2 separate regions of the Mus musculus genome follow, and region 1 is linked to region 2. The links are chromatin loops, found by intact Hi-C in ENCODE. Cell type or tissue: heart. All regions are shown on one strand.

Region 1 (4,000 bases), 150 kb before region 2:
GTGTGCGTGCGTGTGTGTGTGTGTGTGTATGTGTGTGTGTGTGGTGTGTGTGTGCATGCACATGCGTGTGTGTGTGTGGTGTGTGTGTGTGGTGTGTGTGTGCATGCACATGTGTGTGTGTGTGTGTGAATGTGTGTGTGCACTCAAGCACTTATACCACAGCACGCATGTGGAGGTCAAAGGACAACAGTTCTCTCCACTGTTGATCCTGGGACTCAAAACCCTCAGGTTCGGCAGCACACGCCTTTGCCTGTCGGGTCATCTGCATCCGAGGATTTAACAATACCTTATAGAATGGATTGAGCCTTGACCTTCAACAATTCGGGTTTGTTTTGTTTTTCCACGCTGAGGATGGGACCCAGGGCTTTGCACATAGCAGGGAAGAACTCTAGCACTCACCTACAACCCCAACCCAATTCTGAATATCTTTAACCTCTGCTGGTAGAAAATCCATATGGTTCTCTTCACTAGTCAATGCCTGTGGAGTATGAAGCCTTTACGAGGCCCCGGGATGCATCTACCCCTAGCATCCACCTCATTTTGACAGCTGAGGAAAAAGACACAAAAAGATCAAGTGATTTTTTTTTTCCCAAAGTCACAAGGATAGCAGACAATATTGGTACCTGTTGGCTCAGTATGACTCTAAAATGTAAACCCTTGACAGTCAGGAGTCGTGCCTTCTGCCATGATGCTGTTTAATAAATCAATGTGTAATATGAGCAGGGAGGGCACAGTGACCAGATGTCTGTGATCCCGGGACATGAACAGCAGATGCAGAGGATCAGGAGTTCAGGGTCAGCCTTGGTTAGACCTGGAGGCCAGGCTAGGCTACCTGAGAGCCTGTTGTTGTTAAAAAAGAAAAAAATCTAAAAGCAAGCATAGCTGTGTTCAGAACAAAATACTGACTGGGAGAAGGTTCTGTCAGTAAGATGCTGACCTCAAATTCAATTCCCAGAACCCATGTAAATATCAGGCTACAAGGGAAGGTGCCAGGAGACACCCCACACACACAAACGTGCATTCACACACCTGTGTGTACACACACATACACACACACACACACACACACACACACACACACACACACACACATGAACACACTTCTCTTTCCCACCCAGAAGTTGACTTCTTGCCTTGGGTAGGGTTGCTGTATTGATCAAGCCCTGATGCTTTCGCCCCGTGTGGACGGTACGCAACTGTTTATTACTGGACACGTTTTTACTGAACAGAAGCCTCATCCCAGCGGCTGCAGATGCAGTTCAGGAATATTCCATGCCCTTGCCTTCCCATACAGTCGGAGAAGCTTGACAGCAGAGAGGCATCCAACACCTATCACGAAGCAATCGCTGAAGAGAAGTCAGGAAAGGTTTTCTAGCCCGGGCCACTTTTGAGTTGACTGAAAAGAAGCAGGGTGCAGTAACCACACGACCACCAATATTAAAAACCAGCAGATTCAAATCTGACTTATTTCTTTTCGAAGCTTCTGGAACATTCAGAAGGCCAGGCACAGAGTGGGGAAGGAGGAACTTTAATTCCGAAGTTCCCTCCCAGGTCTGGCTTAGGGTTTAAAACTGCCTTTCAATCCTGTACTGCCAAACTTCTCCATGTGCGGAAAACTGGAAGCTCCGCCTTTCATGGATGTGATTGACGGCTCTGGCTTCCTGGGCAAAGACGTAGTAACAGCACATGGACGCCAGGGGGCAATACGGTCCCGCCGAGGACTTGGGAACCTGAAGCATTTGTGACATCTCTGTACCTAAAAGGAATCCTTTAGAGTACCACGAAGGAACAAGAGCACTCTAAATGCACTTTCACCGGAATAGCCCGTCGGCACCGGTGCTGAGCTGCCATCTCTGCATAGTTTGTTGACTTTGCTTAATGCAGCTGCCGGATCTTTTCTGCCCTCTTGCCTAGTAAGTCCTTGAGCCCCAGCCAGCCCCAGCCAGGTCGTTCAAGGTGCTACCCGAGATCAGGTCCTCTGCCTGCATACAGAGTCAGCTTCCATGCCCCTGCGGCCCAGCCACTGCAGCGTTTCAGGTCATTCCAGTCCCAGGCATCATTTTGTTTCCAGTTCGCAGCTGCCAGGTGTCTGCCCTCACTTAACCCGCAAGGATGAAAGATCAAAGGTGTGCCTGCATCTGCCTTCTGTCCCTGCGCTTTCAAATGGTACACATTCAAAAGATATAAATGCGGTATTGTGCACCCTGGAGGGAGTGGTGGGGCAAGGATCAGAGGTGGCACCGGGCACCGGTTCAGAACACGTGGCTATTAGAAAATGAGGAGAGCAATCTCTGCAGCTCCGAAGCTCTGACCTGGTGAAGCGTGTTCAACTTAAAAGACAAAGACTTTTTTTTGCGAGTGGATGGACTCCCCCTATCTCCAACTACAGACATCGGGTCCACAGAACCAGGTGGCGAGTGTGACTCAGTGGTAGACCGCCTGCCTATGGGAACTGAGCAAGCAGGAAAAATAAATGAATCTCACGGTGTTAAAGCATCCACAAGGCTAGCCCAGTGTGCTCGTGCCTGTTGGAGACAGACACTAGCAGATCTGAGTTCCTGGCCAGTCAGGACTACTTAGTGAAACCTTGCCTTTGAAAAAGAAAGAAAGGGGGAGAGGAAAGAAACAGAAGGAGGGAGGGAAGGAGGGAGGGAGGGAGGGAGGGAGGGAGGGAGGGAGGGAGGGAGGGAGGACCCACAAAGCTTGGTTAACGCTTGGAATATTGGAAAGCGGGATGCTATGAATCTGGACCCCAAGTCCCTTGGGCAATCTTTAGCCCCTTAACAGTCATTCATTGCCCACCCATGTTTGACCTTGTAACACCCTTGTGACTATTCAGGTAAATCCTTCTGGAATGTTCTAACAGGCTACACGCTTCCTCCAACCCAGAGGCTAAGAATGCCATCAGATTGCACCTAAGATCGGAGTTATCCCCCTCAGCAGTCATACCTAATAGTCTCACCAATATATTTTTTAAATGTCTTGATTTATGACTTTGTTCTGTAACTATAAAAACTTCATCAAGCTGGGCAGTGGTAGCACATGCCTTTAACCCCAGCACTTGGGAGGCAGAGGCAGGTGGATTTCTGAGTTTGAGGCCAGCCTGGTCTACAGAGTGAGTTCCAGGACAGCCAGGGCTACACAGAGAAACCCTATCTCGAAAAATAAGAAAAAAAACAAAAACAACTTCATCAAACTGTTAGCACATTGGAGAGAGGCATCTACCATGGCCATTCATAGCTGGCTCCAGAATAAACTCTCATTCCCTTTGAGGTGAGAGCTGTGTTTTTGTGTCAAGGCTCTGGATTCCACGCCCTACACAGTTGTGTGTGTGTGTGTGTGTGTGTGTGTGTGTGTGTACAGATGTATTTGTACAAGTGTGTCTGTGTGTATGCACATGTGTTTGTGTATGTGTACTGATGTGTGTGTGTGCCTGTGTGTATATATGCATGTGTGTGTTTGTGTGTGTGGATGGATATGTATATTTGTATGTGTGGATGGATGTATATGTACATGTGTGTATGAATGTTGTGTACGTGTGTGCGTATATGTGTATGGATGTGTGTATACGTGTGTGTACAAATGTGTATATGTGTGTATGGATGCATCTGTGTGTATGTGTGTGTGTACAGGTGTGGGTGTGTGTACAGGTTCTGTGTGTGTGTGTATGTGTGTGGTATAGAGGAGTGAGAGGTATAAAGGAAGACACTTTGAAATTATAGAATGGAAGTTATAAAGACATCGATGAAGACATTTGCTTATGTAACTAATAGAAACAGTGACAAGAGATGCAGGAAAACTGTAGAGAGCCACTTTCCAAGGGAGCCACATTTCCCGTACCTATGGGAACAATAAGTCGAGGTGCATCCCCAAGAGGAAGTGAACAAAACTCTGAGCACAGTTACTGTGGGAAGTGGCAGCTTTGCCCGGCCCTGAGATTGCAGCTTCCTTCTGCTGTAGATGTGGGGTGAAAAATAGCTCCTGACCCAGCAAAAAACAG
Region 2 (4,000 bases):
CAGCCAGCCGGGGGTTCTCCCTGGCCCAATTCCCTCCCTCCCTACTCAGCTCCTTTGTTTCCCGCTCCACTCGGCGCACCTCGGCGCTGTCAGAGTGAGAGAGCAGAGGGAAGGTACAGGAGGTCCTGCCTCCGCCCCCAACCGCCCGCCCCGTCCCCCGCCCGCCCCGCCGCGCTCCTCTGCCCCTCCCCCGCACCTTCCAGCTCCACAACCCTGGGCCTGGGGGCCGAGATCACCCGTCCCTCTACGCGCTGGCGGAACCCAGAAGCAGGGTCATGCCTGCCTGCCCGTGGCGAGAGCACCATCTCCATCCCTCAGCTCTCAGCGGCCACACTGGTTTCTCTTTTGGGGCCTTTCCTCCCCGGGCTAGCGAAGAGTGCATTTAGTTTGTAAAGGATGGAGAGAGGTTTAAGGACATCTCCTCTGTCCACCCCAGAGAAGAAAAGACACCCCCATCCTTGTTTTTGACAGCTGCCCCAAACTTCACTGTCTCTGCTCCAGCCGCCGGAGGCAGCAGCTTCTGATTCAAGGGGTGGGGCACCGAAGGAAAAGTATTCCAGACAAGAATCAACTTCTTCCAGAAGGCGCAGCTGCCATTGACACGCGGGCGCGGCACAGCGCACCCTCCTCCTCGTGGACTCTTCTGCCAACAGCGACAGTGGGGGTGGGGGGAGGCAGACATAGTCACCGTGGGCAAATGTCTATTCCCCCGGGCTAAAGCTCTGAGTTCCGGATTGGATTGCAAGGCAGTTTCGAAATCTAACACGTTGCGAATAGACACTTGTCATGCTCACATGCTCTTTAAACGTCTGGGCTAGGGGGACGGCCAGAGCGCGCGTGTGCCCCACTGCGACTCCCCCACCCCCACGCGCCTTTTTAAAAAGATGGGGGACTACGCCGGGACTGCTCATCTGTTTCAGTAAACAGTGTCTACTTTGTGTGCTAATATCCCACCAGAGGACACCCTTCAGTATTTCAAACAGAAACTAGCCATTAAATAAACACTCATTCCTATTGGTTTATTTTGCTTGAGAGGGGAGCTCCAAAGAGTTGAACGAAGAATCGAGAATCGTCCCCTCCCCAAATACAAGCCAGATGCTGTTATGGCTGACTTCGAGACGCGCACGCCCGCACTTCTGGGTCTAGTTTTCACCTATGCCCGGTTGTTTAAAAAAAAAAAAAAAAAAAAAAAAAAAAAAAGCAAAGAAAAGCAACTGTCACATGTCACAGAAGACTTTCCCCATAGAGGGGGGGAAAAACCCCAAACGTAAATAAGCTGAGCAGCGACGTCACCGCCGGTGTCTGTCTCCAGTTTCGGCTTTGTGGCTGTTCTGGTTTTGTGACCTCGGTGGAGATCCGGCAGGAGGAGACAGACCCGTAAAAACAAGGTTAAAGCCGAGCCACAGTAAGGCGGCCACAGGATGACCCGCTAGACTTTGGAACCTGTTTATGATTATGTTGGAAATTAAAGCAAGCCTCCGCCGCGCCCCCTCCGAGGAGCGCGTTAAAACCCCGAGTCAAAAAAGAAGCTTGGGTGGTTTTTCCAAAATGAACCAACTGGAGGAAGAGTCACAGTAAGCAGGCAGGAACCTTAAAATGACCCTCCCCCTTCCCTAAATCCTGTGGTTTGCAGAGTGCTCCCTAAGTGAGCACACGCGGGCATCAGCGCAGGAGGCGGTTGCACGACAGTGTCCAGGGAGAACCCAACGGCTGGCAAGCCCCCTCTGCAAACCGCCCTGGCGCAGCGCTTTCCGGGACCCGGCAGGGGATGACTCAGCTGCTGCGCCCCGGTGCGGGACTCATGTGGTGCGGGAGGGGGCCACGGAGGGCCCAGCCGCCGGTTGAGGGCCGCCTCGCTCTGGGTTTTTGGTGTTTGTGGCTGGGATTGGTGGCTCACATCCGCCGGGGACTCGGGAGAGGAGGGAGAACAGACTCGGGGAGGAGGAGCTGGACCGAGTGAGTGGCAGGAGCCGGGTCCGGACCCGGCGGTGACTGCCTTGTCATTTTGTTTGCTAACTTGGACAGCGGCTTCAGGGTCCACCCCACGGAACCCGCCTCGGGTCCGCTAAGCCCAACCCACGGCGGCTCGAGGCCAGAGCGTTCTTTCCCGGCGGTTACCCGCGGCCACGCGGTGGCTCTCATTATGTACACAAAGGTAGCTTTTCTTTTCTCCCAAGTCAGCCTGGCTAATGAATGCGATTCTCCGGCCGCACTGATGGAAACCGGGTTTACAAGGTTTGAAAACAAACTTTACGGGGCGAGCGGGAGCAGAGAGAGAGAGTAGAAGCCTCTTTCAAACTAGGACGGGAGGAAAACGCAGAATTAAAAACTCACCGTGACGCGAAGGCCAGCTGAACTCCGCCAGTGCACACCTTCTGCTCGCATAAATCTTTTCGAGGCAGTTAAGAAGTCGGAGCGCGCTGGCGGAATTCTGAGATCAGCTGAAGCCCTACGGTGCCCCTCCCCCACCCCCTCCCCCACCCTTAAGGCTGGAGCCAAGCTCGGTAGCAGCCTTGCGTTCCTGCAGGACTGGTGCACCCGGGCTTTACAACTCCAGAAAAGGGAAACGGCCCCCCAGCGCGAGTTCATAACATCCGCAATATTTTCTATCCGCTGTCTGCGCGGCGGAAAAACAAGGTTCAGTTCTGGCTGTGTCAGGGCGTCTCCGTGTAACTGATTCAAGCGACTTCGGGTTAGTTGTCGTTGCCACGTGTTACTTTACTGAACTCTTATGCCTCATAATCAAATTATCTAAGTTGTCCTGTTTTCGTGTGTGTGTGTGTGTGTGTGTGTGTGTGTGTGGTGTTTTGTTTTGTTGGTTTTCTTTGCGATGTCTTAAGGTAAGCAGAGCTGTTTAAAAGGTAAACTTACTTTGTGGTCTCGAATGGCACAAACTTGGGAAGGCTGAGAGAAGAGCCCGGTGGCAATAAGTGTAGTTAGTTATTATTATTGGCTCCAGGTCTGTCAAAGGCCTGAGGGGAGGTGTTTGTTTCATCTGGACAATCGATTAGGTATGATTCCTGTCAGGTGCCGGGCCTGGTGGGCCTCACCCAGTCATTGGATCTCTTTCCCTGGAAGGCCAGCTAGTGCAGATATTTATAAAATATGCAGGCTGCTGGGCTTCCAACACTGCACGAGGGACCTGTAATCAGCTTGTCATCTCAGCTCTGAGGAGCTCTGGCTGCTCAAGGTGAGAGCTAACCATTGTCTTCACAAGGGCTGGTCCCGGCCATCTTGTGGTGAGTTTATCAACATTCCCTTGTTCAGTTTTAAGTAGCTGGCACTACTGATCACTTTCTCCACGTCAACACAGCCCCCTACCCTTTGTTTTGTTTTGAAGTGGAAGTCACTTTTCTTTCCCTAGGTGATGTGGGCTGAAGTTCCCTGGAAAAGACACACTGAGGCTGATCTACCCGGTGATTGCCTGATTAGGGCCTCCTGGTTGGGGTGAGTTGGAATGATACAGATCCAGAGGCAGATCATCCTGATCTATCGATCTATCGAAAGTCTCCCTCCTAGCCATTTATTACCTGTCTATCTGGCCTACCCTTTTTTTGACTCTCAATTAAAAATCTTGAGACCTCATCCATGTATTATTTGGTAAATGCGTTCATTTTTAGCTTAGTTTATGATTAACAGTTCATATGCTAACTTCCATGGTGTGGGACATAGACATAACAGTTCATATGATAACTTCCATGGTGGGACATGTCTGGAGTCTACCCAAATCTGGGTTCCCTGGGCCACAATCACTTTCATATTTGGCTCAGGATAAATGATCTCTTACTGTCTTTGGGATGAGAGCTGTGGTTTTTGTTTGACAATGGCCTTATTGAACTCAGTCTTTATCCCCTTTATTTTTTTCTTTCTTTCTTTCTTTCTTTCTTCCTTTCTTTTTTTTTTTTTTTGATTTTTCGAGACAGGGTTTCTCGGTGTAGCCCTGGCTAACCTGGAACTCACTCTGTAGACCAGGCTGGCCTCGAATTCAGAAATCCACCTG

The links. A loop is a pair of places that touch in the nucleus more often than their neighbours do. Peaks named below come from ENCODE experiments on the same cell type or tissue, not always from the same donor. Only the 100,000 strongest peaks of a DNase experiment are listed, where the experiment ranks them.
Region 1: it touches region 2 in a loop (2.7-fold over the local background); 1 of 42 quality-filtered maps calls a loop at or near these places.

The regions. Positions count from the first base shown.
Region 1 is chr17:70,705,475-70,709,474 of GRCm38, forward strand. The region is part of intron 5 of Dlgap1 (DLG associated protein 1); the gene reads left to right. The region is part of intron 1 of Gm36746 (a long non-coding RNA gene); the gene reads right to left. Among named protein-coding and RNA genes, the nearest start is that of Gm36746, 10 kb to the right of the region's middle. In heart, a CTCF peak has its summit at 1,695 (motif pointing right); a DNase peak (open chromatin) is centred at 1,707; H3K4me3 peaks cover 1,183 bases; H3K27me3 peaks cover 713 bases.
Region 2 is chr17:70,851,114-70,855,113 of GRCm38, forward strand. It overlaps Tgif1 (TGFB-induced factor homeobox 1), which reads right to left and starts at 97. Exons shown (of 3, transcript NM_009372.3): 1 at 1-97. Gm36856 (a long non-coding RNA gene) reads left to right here and starts at 2,427. Exons shown (of 2, transcript XR_876932.3): 1 at 2,427-2,692; 2 at 3,112-3,585. In heart, CTCF peaks have their summits at 499 and 2,125; DNase peaks (open chromatin) are centred at 68, 668, 1,968, 2,568 and 1 weaker place; H3K4me3 peaks cover 3,431 bases; H3K27ac peaks cover 3,502 bases.